Regions from separate parts of the Homo sapiens genome. Here region 1 is linked to region 2. A link is an interaction called in ENCODE POLR2A ChIA-PET data of the cell type or tissue named here. Cell type or tissue: B cell. All regions are shown on one strand. Each heading gives the region's core, and the rest is flanking DNA. Links, peaks and the distances in the headings are about the cores only. Region 1 overlaps KANSL1 (KAT8 regulatory NSL complex subunit 1). Region 2 has its middle 10 kb from the start of MYL4.

What was found. ChIA-PET counts read pairs that join two places held together with the same protein. Peaks named below come from ENCODE experiments on the same cell type or tissue, not always from the same donor. Only the 100,000 strongest peaks of a DNase experiment are listed, where the experiment ranks them.
Region 1: POLR2A ChIA-PET joins it to region 2 with 12 read pairs; 2 of 35 experiments call an interaction of 5 or more read pairs at or near these places.

What each region holds. Positions count from the first base shown.
Region 1 is chr17:46,150,690-46,159,026 of GRCh38, reverse strand. The region is part of intron 2 of KANSL1 (KAT8 regulatory NSL complex subunit 1); the gene reads left to right. LOC107985027 (a long non-coding RNA gene) reads left to right here. Exons shown (of 2, transcript XR_001752923.1): 2 at 6,061-8,099. Among named protein-coding and RNA genes, the nearest start is that of KANSL1, 39 kb to the left of the region's middle. In B cell, for the core only: no CTCF peak of the experiment used is centred there; no DNase peak of the experiment used is centred there; H3K27ac peaks cover 2,876 bases.
Region 2 is chr17:47,195,162-47,203,491 of GRCh38, reverse strand. It overlaps a transcript of MYL4 not described here. Among named protein-coding and RNA genes, the nearest start is that of MYL4, 10 kb to the left of the region's middle. RefSeq lists an enhancer at 3,032-3,081 and a cis regulatory region at 5,299-5,722. In B cell, for the core only: no CTCF peak of the experiment used is centred there; a DNase peak (open chromatin) is centred at 3,281; H3K4me3 peaks cover 791 bases; H3K27ac peaks cover 3,867 bases.

The sequences.
Region 1 (8,337 bases), core at 55-8,054, 1.0 Mb after region 2:
ACTGTAATTTTTTGTTGTGTTCACTTATTGCAGTGAAAAAAAAATCTGAGCGTAAGGTTCTGAGTGGACCTGGAAAGGGGTGGGTGTTGTAGTGAGAGACTGAAGACAAAGGCCTGTAACAGATGGGTATCTTTTTAGCTTAATCAAGCTATTGCTGGAGTGTTATGCTTCAGAAATAAGTCTCTTGGCCGGGTGTGGTGGCTTATGCCTGTAATCCCAGCACTTTGTGAGGCCAAGGCAGGCAGATCGCTTGAGGTCAGGAGTTTGAGACCAGCCTTGCCAACATGGTGAAACCTCGTCTCTACTAAAAATACAAAAATGAACCGGGTGTGGTGGCGGGCACCTGTAATCCCAGCTACTCGGGACGCTGAGGCAGGAGAATCACTTGAACCCAGGTGGTGGAGGTTACAGTGAGCTGAGATTGCTCCACTGCACTCCAGCCTGGGCGATAGAGCGAGACTCAGTCTCAAAAACAAACAAAACAAAAAATACAAAAATTGGCTGGGCATGGTGACACATGCCCGTAATCCCAGCTACTTGGAAGGCTGAGGTGCAAGAATCACTTGAACCTGGGAGGCAGATGTTGCAGTGAGCCGAGATCGATCGTGCCACCGCACTCCAGCTGGGCGACTGAGCGAGACTGTCTCAAAAAAAAAAAAAAAAGTCTCTAATGGAAAACAAAAATTTATCCCAATTCCCCCAACCCCTCCTCCCAAAAAGCAAAACAATAAAGAAGTTTTGTTATTCTTGCTTTTTTAAAAAGGAAAATAAAATGCTTTCATTATTTCCCAGAAACAGTTGATTTAAAAACTATTGCAGATTATAAAGTTCATTTATGTAGAACAAATAAGGTACTTAGTGCTTTTTGCACCGTCAAATGTCAAAGGCAGAATTTCAGTTACTGCTTTTTAGGTGCATAAAATTAGCATAGTTGAATACTTCATTGATTCATTTAGTTGCCTTTCATAGAATTTTACTCCAATAACAAAAAGATCTGGGGTTTTTCTAAAATTTTCTTCAGGTCTTGAGAGTTTTTAGCTGAATTGCTACAACTATTCTTTCTCTAGATTTCCAACTGGGCGAAAATGTTTTTCTTTTTAAATTGGCACTCTCCCAGCATATTTTTCCAGCAAGTATTCTTTGGGCACACCCTGTGCGTAGTGAATTTTTCAAGATCCTTATTCAAAAGGCTGGGAGGACAGGCCAGTCTTTTCTTTGTAAGATGAAAACAGAATGAAGCTTGCTTAAGACTCATTTTGCTTCTGCCCAACTGTATATGAAATTGATCTCATGCAAATACACTCAAGCATTACCAGAAGTAATTTGACTTGATAGTGTAAGTAGAAAAGCTAATTTAGTATTTGCAGGCGGTTTGCTTAGTGCAACAGGTGACCTCTCAATTGAGAATTCTTAATTTGTTCTCAATGATAACTTGATAGTAAGCAGGTCTCAGGTCCAAGAGTTGAGAAATGTGAGGTGACTTTGAAATTTTCAAGGTAATTGTACATTCAAGACATTGACATGATATGTATATATTTGGTTTTACATTTTATTAGGTGCTGAGGTTGTCATTTCCATAATGTCCAAAGCAATGTTAGATTATTTAAGCTTCCATGGTTTACTGATGGTATTACTAGATGAGATAAATGCCTTTAATTTCATCCTTGAATGGTAAGATTGGCTGACTAATTTAGGGAAGGATAAGGTACAGAATTGCTCTTGGGTGTTTCCTAGCAGGCTGGCCTTCCAAGAGCAATAGCTTAATGTTTGTTCCTTTAATAAGTAGTACTTAAACAGTGATCAGGGGAGTTACCATAATTGGTAATCTGAATGGAAACTAAAATGTGTCATCATTGAGGATAGTCAGAAGTGTCCTTGTGGCAGTCCTAGAAAAGGGGTTCCAGAATTTTCCGAGCAGAGAAAAATATAAACATTTTCAAGGTTCTAATTATTTGGAGACTAGCCTTTCAGGATCATTTATCACCAAGATTAACCTTGCCACCAAAGGGCAAGGAAACACTTCTCTGGTGGTTAGATCAGGAATGATGAAAACACTTAAGAAGAATTGAAAACTTGGTTCCTGTCTTCAATGAGTAATTTATGTGACTGATTTTTTTTTTTTTTTTTGGAGATAGAGTCTCACTCTGTCACCCAGGCTGGCGTACAGTGGTGTGATCTCAGCTCAGTGCAACCTCCACCTCCCTGGTTCAAGCGATTCTCCTGCCTCAGCCTCCTGAGTAGCTGGGATTTCAGGTGTGAGCCACTGCTCCCAGCCTTCCCCTCCACTTTCAAGTAAAAGAGGAAGCATTAGAATTAGACATTGTGGGCCGAGTTCCTTGGGAGGATCCCTTGAGCCCGGGAGTTCTAGACCAGAATAGGCATCATAGCGAGACCCCGTCTCTGTTTCGTTTTAGTATTTTAAATAAAAATTAAAAAACAAGAATTAGGCATTGTGTACTAAGTATTAGATACATGGTACAGGCATTAAATGCTGAAATCTTAGGAGGAGGGAGTGGTTAGAGGGAAGGATTGACTGCTGTAGGCTGAGGTGATAGGAAGACCTGAGAAGAGATGGATCTAGGGTTAGGAGTTTACATTCCAGTGCAGGAGTTCTCCATATAAACACTATCAGATACTGACTTTCTGGATGATCTGGAGTATTCTTTGTTAATGTTTTTTTGAGACAGAATCTCGGTCTGTCGCCCAGGCTGGAGTACAGTGGTGCCATCTCGGCTCACTGCAACCTCTGCCTCCTGGGTTCAAGGGATTCTCTTGCCTCAGCCTTCCAAGTGGCTGGGATTACAGGCATGAACTACCATGCCCGGCTAATTTTGTATTTCTAGTAGAGATGGGGTTTCACCATGTTGGTCAGGCTGGTCTTGAACTTTTGACCTCAGGTGATCCGCCCACCTTGGCCTCCCAAAAGTGTTGGGATTACAAGTGTGAGCCACTGTGCCCGCCTATCTGCATATTTTTAAACTACTTAGGAGGAGAAGTTTTTTTCTGATATTTACAAGGTATTTCCCCCAGCTTTTGTCATTTGAGTAATAGCTATCACAAGAAAGGATTGTTCTTAGAGTATGTTTTCTTTTGAGAGATAGGGTTTCACTCTATCACCCAGGTTGGGGTGCAGTGGCGTGATCATAGCTTACTACAGCCGAAGACTCCTGGGCTTAAGTAATCCTCCTGTGTCAGCCTCCCAAAGTGTTGGTATTATAGGTGTGAGCCACTGCACTTAGCCTGTAATATCTTTTAAATAGTTTTTTTTTTTAATAGACTGTAGGAACTAGAGTGTTATGCTCCTCTTCTGTGTTTATGTGGTTTTTCCAAAAATGAATGTTTTTTAGGCAGGTTTTCTTAACAGAGGCACCATTAACCTTTTGGGACTAATAATTATTTGTCATGGGAAGCTATTCTGTGCACTGTAAGAATGCCTGATGGCGTCTCTGGCCTCTACCCCCTAAATGCCAGTAGGACCTTCCCTCACCCTAGTTGAGACAACAAAATTTTTCCAGACTTTATTATATGTGCCCTTTTGGGGGTTGGGGTAAGGTCAAAATAATCCCCAAGGCTGGGAGCAGCGGTTCACACCTGTAATCTCAGCACTTTGGGAGGCCGAGGTGGGCGAATCATTTGAGGCCGGGAGTTCGAGACCAGCCTGGCCAACATGGCGAAATCCTGTCTCTACTAAAAATAGAAAAATTAGCTGGGCATGGTCGCACACGCCTGTAGTCCCAGCTACTTGGGAAGTTGAGGCAGGAGAATCGCTTGAACCCGGGAGGTGGAGGTTGCTGTGAGCCGAGATGGCAACACTACAGCCTGGGCAATAGAGCAAGACTCCATCTCAAAAAAAAAAAAAAAAAAAAAAAAATCCCTGGCTGAGAACTATTGGATTAGGGCCTCCTGTACCTATCTTTGAGGGGGAAAGGATGCTACCATCAACTTTTCTGAATGCCAGGAATGCCTTTTAGTATAGTTATTTCACTTACTATTTTATAGCATATTTTAATTGTATAGTAAGCATTGTGTCTGTTTTATGGTAAGGAAACTAAAATTGAGAGATTAGGCTGCTCGTGGTGGCTTATACCTTGTAATCCCAGTACTTTAGGAGGCCAGGACTTTGAGGCCAGTGTGGTCAACATAGCAAGACCCCATCTCCATTAAAATAATCATAAAATAATAAAAGGGAAAGATTAAACCTGGAGATGGCATCATATAAACCATGTATAATATGGGTTACTTATGCTCTGATTGTTTACTCCTTCCCCCCACCACACCCTCTCATTTCTTTGTCCCAGCTCTAAGAAAAGCATACAATATCCTTTTCCTGTATTCTGGTACTGTTTAAGGCTTTGCAGTGAAGATGGTTTGGTGAGTCAGACCACTTTTAAAGAGGAAATTCTACCCTTCCCTTCATTCTCTCTCTTTTTATAATTGTGGTGAGAGCCCGGGCACGGTGGCTTAGGCCTGTAATCCCAGTGCTTTGGGATGCTGAGGCAGGGGGATCACTTGAGCTCAAGGAGTTCGAGACCAGCCTGGGCAACGTGGTGACGCCCATCTGTACAATAAACCACAAGAAATGAGCTAGATGTTGTGGTTCACACCTGTAGTCCCAGCTACTCGGGAAGCTGAGATGGGAGGATCACTTGAGCCTGGGAGGTCGAGGCTGCAGTGAGCATTGCAAGTAGAAATTCTTAAAGTGCAACCCTGAGGGGGGAATATCCTCCCTCATTTGTCAAGGGACAAATCAGAATGTTAGCATTTCCCCACTTCCCTCATTGCCAGTAACGTATAATTTAAGCATGTGGATATGCCAGTCAGCTTTCCACAGCTTAACTGGGGTGGAGAGAGGTGTGCGAACCAGTGCTTTGTTCTTTCTTGTCTTTTTCCCCTTACTTTTGTACTCCCACTCCTGCCAAACTAGACATCGTTTTATCCTGGTGTGTTCATTAACCTCTACTCCAAAAATTAAGTGTGGTTAAGGGAGTGAGGTCGATTTCAAAATGCTGCATCTGATTTAGAGGGGGGTATAGTTGAGTGAAGAACTAGGCACTGAAGCAGCAGCTCATGAGGAGAGTGTTTTCTCTTTATTTAAAGCCCTTACATATCGAGGCATCTGGTGTTCATGAAATAGTCTGTTGTGCTGTTCAACTTTTTCACTCTTTTCTTACCTGACTTAGACAATTAACTCCTAGGGCTGGGTTTTCCCTCCACATTGCGATTCCTTCAGGGTCAGATTGTCTTAGTTTCTCTCTCTTCTTTGTATTGATACTTTATTTTTTTGGTGCTTCTCATTTCTTCAAATGTAATGGAATGAGGGGACTCAGACTTTTTCTGGTTTGATAATCTAGTGTATAAATGACCTGGTCTTTTGATGGTTCATGAAATCTTTAACTCCGTCACCTCCAAGTAGCCAGCCCTTCCATGTAGTCTTCATTTCCTATACTAGTGTTCTGTTCCTATTACATAAAAGTCATGTACACGAAACATTTTGTAAACAGCCAGTGGGGTTTTGTATCCCATGCTGTTCTGTTTTCATTTCCAGCCCACATTTTGGGAATATGTTTCTGTGGCTTTATTTATATATTTACTAGTTAATCCCAGAACATTTATTTCCACAGGCTTTTGATAAAAGATAAAGTTACTAATAAGAGTGTACTATTTTACCGAGTAAAACGACATAGAAAGCTAAGGATTTCCTTGTGCCCATCTTTCTAGAAGGGAAATTTAAAGAGGGCTCTTCCAGCTCTAATAGTTTTATAATTATTCGTGTCTCCTAAGCCTGATCTTTCCCCACAACTAAAATGCGTTGATGAGCTGCGTACCTGCATGTATGTCTTTGTTTGCACTTTCCTAGTAAATTAACTTACTCAACAAGGGAACTGAATAATACTTTAAAAAAAAATCCTTGTGATATGACCAGGAAGTCAAGCCACAGAGGCTTCATAGCTAGGAGCATGGCTGTCTTCCCTAAGCCCTTTAGATTTTAAAAAATACTGCTTTAAGTTTGTAATGTTTTATGTCAGATGTGCTCATGACCTGGTGCTTCTGTGTCAGCAGGTATCTCCATACAGCCAAGAATAAAGAAAGAAAGGGATAGATGGAATGAGTTTCATCGTGATTCTAAGTATCCAGGAATAATTTAAAATTATTTATCACTGTGGATTTAAGCATCTGGATTTATTTATTTTACAAATACTTAACATTTTGTTGTTTTGCTCTCTATCTTGCTAATCCCTTTTTTAAAAGGGCTACTTGGATGAAGGTATAAAAACCAGTAACTTATGAAACCCTCGGTTGGTATCAGTGAATTCGCTTATTACTCAATGTTTGCTTGTTTGACTTCAAAAAGAAAACAATTTACCACCTGTGTCAGTCTGACACCTGCTCTTTTCAAACCCTTTTGACATGATCTAAATAAATCTCTGAAATCCCCCCCCCCCCTTTGTGTCTATTGTCAGTATTAGTTTCACCTAAATTCAGGGCCTGTCATCCTGTGTAACAGTTGAGGCTAAATGAGGACATTAATTGGTGGAAATGTGTTGCTTCAAAGGCATTTTTAGGAATAAAACTACAAAGAGCTTCATAGTTGTAATATAGCTGATTCGTCTTCAAAAAGTATTCTGTTGTTTTCTTGATAGTTTTAGGTTTTTATAAGTAAGTTATTAAGAAGTGAATGTTTGTCTGAAATACGTTGTTTTAAGTGAAAGGTGTTATTTGTGTTCTGGGAGTAAGCTCTAGAATCTCAATGTCAGGTTAGTATTTAAGTGGAGGTAGAGCTACTAGTTTTTGTTTAAAATGTTTTTATGATACAGAATTATTCAGGAACTTGTGTATTGATCTGTTTGCCAGCAATGCCAATTCCCTCAAAATTCATAGTTTTCAATTTTTGTTTTCTTCCCACTGTAAGTACCTTTGAGGACTCTCACCCAGTTAACATTTGTTGTGTTCAAATTGCATGGTTCTCAACTTTTGCTATACACTAGAATCACCTGGGTAATTTTTTAGAAGTCCTGTGGTTGTACCACAGATGAGAAAAAATACACCCTCTGGGATGGGATCCAAGCATCTGTATGTTTAAAATTCACCAGGAGATTCCATGATGTAGCCAGAGTCATAAATCACTGGTCTAGGATGTTTTTCAGATTAGGGACCATTTAAAGAAAAGCTGTAGATTTTCCTTCCAGAAACATGGGTATTAATGATTCCCTAAAGCCCCAAATTAAGAACCCCTGTTCTAGGAGTAGCCTCAACATGCTAGATTTAATTGTAAGCAGCTGGTTTAAGAAATTATGTAAGTTGCAATGATGAATATTCCTCGTCACTCACAAATGTTATTCATCAATTTAAAAATTAATATGTATCAAGTACTCAGTGTGTTCCAGGCATGATTTTAGTTACAAGGAGTACAGCAGCCAATAAGATATTACAGTTTTCAGGGAGTTTTATCCTACTAGGGAAGACAGATAAGTAAATAATGACCGAAGGCTAGTTAACAAGTGCTATAAAGAGATATAAAAAGGAAAGAGCCTAAGGAGATTGAAAGTGATGGTTATGGGAGAGAGATGTCTATATTAATAGGGTGGTCAGGGAAAGCCTCTCTGAGGAGGTGACAGTTTGAATGAGATCTGTATGAAGTGTGTGAGCAAGACCTGTGAAGATCTTGAGGAAGAGCATTCAAGGTGTAGAGAACACTTGCAAAGGCCCTAAGATGGGACTGAGCCCGGTTTGTTGGATTTTCATCAGTAAGCCCGGGGTGGCAGGAGCATGCATGCTGATCCAGGTATAGAATGAGTGGTAGAAGGTGAGATCAGGAGCCCTGTAAGCTGTTGTAAGCATCGTTGTTTTAATTTGGTAGAAACTCAGTTATAACTCATTCTTAAATATTTAGCTTTATGCTTAAAATAATTTAGAAATAACCTTGGACTTCCATCTTTTTAGAAATAGCTGGAAGGTTAGCACTCAGTATGTTGTATTACTTCTCTGTGAAAGGATCTACAGTAGACTGAACTTGTCTATGTTATGAGACTGCTCATGTCTTTATTCTTTATATTCATAATGCTGAACACAAGATACTCGTGTTTTTTTTTTTTTTTTTTGACAGAATAGGGATCTTGCAGTTAACTTAGCTGTTCTTAAATTTCTGTTTATAAAAGCCATAATGCATAATAATTTACTGTAGTCGTTATTCCTAGTTTTCCCAGGTAGGCAGTGGTAACATCTGTTTCACAAGATAAGGAAGCAGAAATTTAACAACAATGGCAGAATCAGGATGTCAATCTTGTCCTTTTTTCCTTTTCCCACTTTGCCATGCTGCCCTCTGGGTAATAAGATGGA
Region 2 (8,330 bases), core at 1-8,000:
AAAAACAAGCAGATATCTTATGTATGAAAAAGTAATCACCAAAATAGAGCACATAATAGATTTGAAAAGTGGCAGAATAGATATAGCTGGGAAACAAATTAGGGAATTGAAAAACAAGAAAGACTATCTCCCAGAAGAAAAAAGAGGGCAAAGAAATAGAAAACATAAAAGAAAAGCTAAGAGATATGGAGGATAGTACGTTTACATTTAATTGACAATTTAAAAAAAGGGATATGAAAGATAGAAGTCGAAATGTTTTAGCCCAGTATTCCCAGCACTTTGGGAGGCTGAGGCAGGCAGATCACTTGAGGTCAGGAGTTCAAGACCAGCCTGGCCAACATGGTGAAACCCTGTCTCTACTAAAAATACAAAAATCAGCTGGGCATGGCAGTGCATGCCTGTAATTCCAGATACTCAGGAGGCTGAGACAAGAGAATTGCTTGAACTAGGGAAGCAGGGCTGCAGTGAGCCGAGATTGTACCACTGCACTCCAGCCTGGGCAACAGAATGAGACTCTGTCTATAAGTAAATAAATAAATAAATAAATAAATTTAAGCTTCAAGGAAAGAAAACATCTCTGACTTATCTAGATAGGTGAAGGAATTTATGCTCAAATTGAAACCTTTCACAATACAAATCAATATACATTATTTCAATGTAAGTATGCAGAAGATTCTAATTGTAATAAACAGTATTATGTAAATTGGCTACAAAAACAAGAAAAGTTTAAATAATGCTTTGTTGATATTAATAAATTTAGAGTTGCTTTTGTTGATATTAATAAATTTAGAGTTGCTTTTTCAATTTATACAATACCTCTTTGAATTTCGTGTTAATGATACTGAGTTGACAGAAGAGTTAGTGAATTTACTTAATTTGGACAGATGTAGTTTTAAAACTGATATGTTTTTGCTTCAAAGTCAAGTCAATTCTGCTAAAATAAATATGACTAATATGACTAATATGAAGTAGTTTTGTCAGTTTGCATGTAAACATTAAAGAAAAATACTTTTTTGATATTTGATTATTAGAAAACTTTTAAGTATGCTTGGGACAACTTAGGTATATGAATCTACTTTTTCGACTGTGCATTTTATGAAATCTAAATACAGATTAAGTGTTTATAATGAAAATTTACCATCCAAATTGAGATATGCTATAACAGTAAAATACATACTGGATTTTGAAGTACAAAAAAAGAATGTGGGCCTGGCACAGTGGCTCATGCCTGTAATCCCAACACTTTGGGAGGCCAAGGCAGGTGGATCACTTCAGGTCAGGAGTTTGAGACCAGCCTGGCCAACATGGTGAAACCCCTTCTCTACTAAAAATACAAAAATTAGTTGGGCGTGGTGGCACGTGCCTGTAATCCCAGCTACTCGGGAGGCTGAGGCAGGAGAATCACTTGAATGCCGGAGGTGGAGATTGCAGTGAGCCGAGATCGAGCCACTGCACTCCAGCCTGGGCGACAGAATGAGACTCCATCTCAAAAAAGAAGACAAAGAAGAATGTAACATATCTCATATTGATTACATGTTGAAATGATAACATTTTGGGTGTATTGAGCTAAATATTATTAAAATTTTTAATAATACACACATACTAGAAGCATTACCCATTATCCAAGAACACATACAAACAAAAAAATACACATTAAAAGTATTCAATAATTGCCTAGAGTGGGTGTGGTTTGGATGGCTGGGTCAATGAGATAAAAGAAAATAAATAAGTAATCCGGCCAGGTGCAGTGGCTCACGCCTATAATCCTGGCACTTTGGGAGGCCGAGGCGGGCGGATCACCTGAGGTCAGGAGTTTGAGACCAGCCTGACCAACATGGAGAAACCTCGTCTCTACTAAAAATACAAAATTAGCCAGGTGCTGTGGCTCATGCCTGTAATCTCAGCTACTTGGGAGACTGAGGCATGAGAATCACTTGAACCTGGGAGAGGCGGAGGTTGCAGTGAGCAGATCGTGCCATTGCACTGCAGCCTGGGCAACAAGAGCAAAACTCCGCCTCAAAAAAGAAAAAAAAAAAAGAAAAGAAATAAGTAATTAAACAAGAAAGGCGTTGCATGGACCACTGAAGAAAGAAGGCCATAAATCAGGAGAATGATTAACCCAATCCTCTGTATATAAGAATCCTTCCCACCAAGGAGGGAGGAAAAAAAAAGCAATGAATCACCTGAAGGCTCAATAATTCATAAGGCCCAGAACACCAAAAATGAAAGCAGAAAAGGAGGGGAAAGGTGTCTAAAATCAAAGTTCAAGGACCACAGTAAAACTAGCTATCACAACACTTTATTTTTTACTTATTTATTTTTTGAGACGGAGTCTCACTCTGTCACCCAGGCTGGAGTGCAGTGGCTCGATCTCTTACTGCAACCTCTGCCTCCCTAGTTCAAGCGATTCTTCTGCCTCAGCCTCCTCAGTAGCTGGGATTACAGGTGCCCGCCACCATGCCCAGCTAATTTTTGTATTTTTAGTAGAGACAGGGTTTCACCATGTTGGCCAGGATGGTCTCAAACTCCTGACCTCAAGTGATCCACCTGCCTTGGCCTCCCAAAGTGCTGGGATTACAGGAATGAGCCATAGCGCCCAGCCAACACTTTAAATCATCCTCTCAAACTTCATTTCCTTGACTGCTTTAGCATAGGTGGAGAATGCTATATGTTCAGCCTCATCACTCAATTGTTTAAATGGTTGAAGCTCATTTCTGTACTGCAGTCAAGGCAGTGCTGTCTAGTGACATATGTGTGAACTGAATCCTGTGAGAAGGACACTGGGAGGGAGCCTGCCTAAGGTGGGTTAGAGTCTACCTAGGGATCTAAAGCAGAGGGCAGGATAGCTGGTGTTTGGCAGAGATTTATAGTTGCAAAGCAGCAGAGAGCAAGTTGGAATCCTCACCAGTCATCCAAACTGCATCATCCCAGATATGCTAACAGCTACAAGGAACTTCAGAGGTCCAGAGAGAAGGGGGTGACTTGCCCAACGTCACACTGAGTTATGACCGACCTGAGACTAGAATGCAGGATGCTAAGACAACCATGGGAGCTGGCAGAACTGACAAAAGGGTTCTCTGACGGAGAAGCTTAGCCCCCAAGGGGGCAAGGAAGCAAGGAGACATCAGTAGAAGAGACGGCCCTGGAACCCACAGCATGGGTATCTCTCAGTAAGCAAAAAGAGCCTAAATCCTTTCTCAGCAATTGGGGATATATTTTTAATGCTAAAGATTATTCTTTCTTCTCAGTTTCCCTTTCCACTGACTTCCTCTTTTACTTCTTGAATTCTGACTTCCTCTCTAGCACACCACCAGTGACTTCCCTGTGACTAGATCTAGTGTGCTTGTCTTGGGCCTTCTCTGCTATGCTTGTAACACCAAAATTCTGCCACCAACTCTCCTCTCCCTCATTCAGATTACTCTCATTCATTCATTCAACTAACACTTATTGAGGCCAGGCGTGGTGGCTCACATCTATAATTCCAGCACTTTGGGAGGCCAAGGCAGGTGGATCGCTTGAGCCCAGGAATTCGAGACCTGCCTGGGTAACATGGCGAAACCCTGTCTCTACAAAAAAAAACCCACAAAAATTAGCCAGGTATGGTGGCACATGCCTGTAGTCCCAGCTACTCCAGAGGCTGAGGTGGGAGGATCGGTTGAACCCAGGAAGCAGAGGTTGCAGTGAGCTGAGATGGCGCCACTGCTTTACAGCGCGAGTGACAGAGACCCTGTCTCAAAAAAAAAAAAAAAAAAAAGACTTTACTACAACTAACATGTATTGAGCACCTACAATATGCAGGTACTTTTTTTTTTTTTTTGAGACAGGGTCTCCAAGAAGCTGGGATTACAGGTACACATTTGTTAATGTAATGCCTTGTAAAATCTTTGTGAAACTATTTATCATTATATTAAAACTACGTATTTGTATGTCTGCATCCTCTACACCAGACAGTGAGCTCCTTGGGGCCAGGAATGGTCTCTTATTCATCTTAGTAGAAGTACCTGCAGGCTGGGCACAGTGGCTCATGCCTATAATCCCAGTACTTTGGGAGGCCAAGGCGGGAGGATCGTACAACTGAAAGAAGGTGCGCAACTAAAAGATGCTTTTAGTTCTGCCTGAAAACTCTCTCTCCAGTCCCAAATTCTTTCCTTGTTTGTTTATTTGTTTTTCTGGGGTTTTTTTTTTTTTTGAGACAAAGTCTTGCTCTATCTCTCCAGCTGGAATACAGTGGTATAATTTTTTTTTTTTTTTGAGACAGAGTCTTGCTCTGTTGCCCAGGCTGGAGTGCAGTGGCACAATCTTGGCTCATTGCAAGGTCCACTTCTGGGGGTCACACCATTCTCCTGCCTCAGCCTCCCAAGTAGCTGGGACTACAGGCGCCCGCCACCACGCCCGGCTAAATTTGTATTTTTTTTTTTTTTAGTAAAGACGGGGTTTCACCTTGTTAGCCAGGATGGTGTTGATCTCCCAACCTCGTGATCCGCCTGCCTCGGCCTCCCAAAGTGCTGGGATTACAGGTGAGAGCCACCATGCCTGGCCATACAGTGCTATAATTTTAACTCACTGCAACTTCGAACTTCTAGGCTCAAGAGATCCTCCCACCTCAGCCTCCCAAGTAGCTAAGACTAGAGGCATACACAACCATGCCTGGCTAGTTTTTTTTATTTTTTTTGTAGAAATGAGGGTCTCTCTTTGTTGCCCAGGGTGTTCTCGAACTCCTGGCCTCGAGTGATCCTCCTGAACTTCCAAAGTGCTGGGATCACAGGCGTGAGCTACTGCGCCTGGCCAAGCTTCACGTTTTCAATTAACCTTTGGATATTTCTCATCTGAGGCTCTCCCAACTCAGTCTGGTTTAAACCTAGATCAGCCTCTATCTCCCAAATCACATATCTGTAACAAAAACAAAGTCTATTCAAGACAGCTACGGTGTAAACTGAATACTAAAATATAATCAATCTGTGTTTAATCCATTGCTCTGCAATTTACCCAGAGAAAAAATGAGGCTGCTTAGAGCCTAGTTAGAAAAGAGAGAAGCAAATAATCTATTATTTGGTGGGCATCCACTCCAGATGCTATAGATATTTTTTATCTAGTAGTCAGGTATATACGTCACTTCTGAGGAAAAAAAGAGATGACAGCCACTAAGATCATTAAATTTACTCTTTTTGTTCTAAGTCTGTACTCAGTAAGCAGTCTTCTGGTTAGAATCTGAATGCCTTCAGGTCAAGGAATTGGATAAGAATATTTCTCATTTTAAGTTAGTAACTCAAAACTGTTTAAATTTTCTATCTTTTTTCAGATTCAACCATCTAAGATCCTAGAATAGTGAATATTCAGAGTTGCCCAGACTCCCTGGCAGCCTCTCTGCTGCATTCCTAGCCCCTAGTCTTTCTCTCCTCCAATGCACATAATCCTCAGCTGTTAGCATAATCTTTTTCAAATTCTGGTCTCATGAGGTCACTCTCCAGCTCAATCATCATCAACAGCTCCTTTGGTCTATTTTATCAAAACTAAAGTCATCAGCCAGGAACCCAAAGGTTTTTATCAGCTGTCCCCAACACCACCATTTCAACCAAGCTTATACAGCCTCCAGTCCAGACAAGCTAATTTGCTTATAGTCTCCTGCCTTTATTACAGATGCTCCCCACCATCAGTTGACAATATCAAGTCAAAAATGCATTTAATACACCTAACCTACTGAACATCATAGTTTAGCAAAGCCTACCTTAAACGTGCTTAGAACACTCACCTTAGCCTACAGTTGGGCAAAGCTATCTAACACAAATCCTATTTTATAATGAAGTGCTGAATCTCATGTATTGAATACTGTACTGAAAGTGAGACACAGAATGGTTGTATAGGTATCTGAAGTACAGTTTCTACTGACTGCACATTGCTTCTACACCATCATAAAGTCAAAAAATCATAACTTGGGGGCTGTCTGTAGTTTATTTCCCTGTGCTTTTGAGTCAGCCCTAGGCGCCCTAGTCATACGCCATTTAGCACATCTCGGAGCTCATCTCAATCAAGATGCATTTTCTGAATAGTCTCAATACTTCAGATACTGCCTTGACTTTAAATCCCTTAAGGATTTGGCCGGGTGCGGTGGCTCATGCCTGTAATCTCAGCACTTTGGGAGGCCAAGGCTGGCAGATCACGAAGTCAGGAGATCGAGACCATCCTGGCTAACACGGTGAAACCCTATCTCTACTCAAAATACAAAAAATTAGCCAGGCGTGGTGGCGGGCGCCTATAGTCCCAGCTACTCGGGAGGCTGAAGCAGGAGAATGACATGAACCCGGGAGGTGGAGCTTGCAGTGAGCCGAGATAGCGCCACTGCACTCCAGCCTGGGCGACAGTGCGAGACTCTGTCTCAAAAAAAAAAAAAAAAAAAAAAAACCCTTTAAGGATTTATGTGCAAGACCAGCATGTTCTCTGGGCCCAGAAAGGGGGAGTCAAAAAAAAAGCATCATGTTTAGATCAGTGAGATGAAATTAAGTCATCAAGTCATTCAATCATCAGATATTTCAAAAATATTTATATATTTACAATATTTTAACGAAACAAGAGCGAAATATTATAATATTTTAGCAAAACAACAACAACAAAAAATATTTATATATTTTATAATATTTGTGCAGGGCACTGAACTAGGTGATGGGGACATAATGTTCAAACCAAGGTCCCTGCCTTCAATGCAGCTTATATTAAACAAATACGATTAAAATTACCATACATACTATGAAAGAAAAGAACAAAAATGGCATGAGAGAGAATAACAGGCTGGAGCTAAGAATTTAAATTAGGTAGGTCTAGGAATATTCTGAGGATGTGATACTGAAGCTGAGGCTTGAAGAATAAATAGAATTTCACTGGTCAAAGAGTAAGGGAAATGTATTTCAGGAAGAAAGAATAATATGTAGAAAGACTTCCACTTTAATCACTCAGTCAATATATTTCTTAAGAATTTTCTACATATGTGGTGTTTTTCAAAGAACAATATACAGAAATATAAGACTTGGCCCTTGCATTAGGGAGACAAGACATAAACAGAATAATCAATTATATAAGTCTACCTGGGCTTGCCATAACAACATACCACACACCGGGTGGCTTGAACATTAGAGATTTATTTTCTCATGGTTCTGGAGGCTAGAGGTCCATGATCAAAGTGCTGGCAAAACAGATTCTGGTGAGGGCTCTCTTCCTAGATGTTGGCCTTTTCCCTGTGTCCTCCTATGACCCTTCTTTGGTGAATGCCCACAGAGAGATCAAACTTTCCTGTGCATCTTTTTATAAGGACACTAATTCTGTCGGATCAGGGCCCCATCTTTATGATATCATTTAACTTTAATCACTTTCTTAGAGACCCCATGTCCAAATACAGCCACACTAGGGGTTAGCTTCAACATATGAATTTTGAGGAGATGCAACCAGTCTATAACATCAATCAACAAACAAAAATAATACTAGGAACACAGTGAGTTTATTCTATTCATTCATTAAACAAATAATACTAAGTTCCCATTAGATGCCAGATACTGTACTAAGTGTTGAGAATACACAGGGAACAAGGCAGACAGGGCTTCTGCCCTCATGGAGCTTATAGACTAGACCAGAAGTAGACAATTAAACAGATAATTAATTACAGCAAAGAGTGATGGGAGTAATGACAAGTCTGGTAGCACTAGAGTAACAGCAGGGAGAGCCAAGCTATCCCAGAGGAGCAGAAAAGGCCTGGAAGAAGTATATTTGGAGGATAAGCAGAGCTAGCCAGATGAAGAATAGAATTAAGATGAAGAGTGGAATTAAGAGGGTTCTGGGGAGAGTGCAGTACATGCAAAGCCTGTGAGGCAAGAGAGTGGGTGATTTTGGGAGGCCATGGCAGGCGGATCACCTGAGATCAGGAGTTGGAGACCAGCCTGGCCAACATGGTAAAACCCAGTCTCTACTAAAAATACTTGGCTGGGCACGGTGGCTCACACCTGTAATTCCAACACTTTGGGAGGCCAAGGCGGGCAGATCACCTGAAGTCGGGAGTTCGAGGCCAGCCTGACCAACATGGAGACACCCCGTCTCTACTAAAAATACAAAATTAGCTGGGCATGGTGGTCTATGCCTGTAATCCCAGCTACTTGGGAGGCTGAGGCAGGAGAATCGCTTGAACCTGGGAGGCAGAGGTTGCGGTGAGCCAAGATCATGCCATTGCACTCCAGCCTGGGCAACAAGAGCAAAACCCCGTCTCAAAAAAAAAAAAAAAAATTAGCCCACTGTGGTGGCATGCACCTGTAATCCCAGCTACTTACTTAGGAGCCTGAGGCAGGAGAATT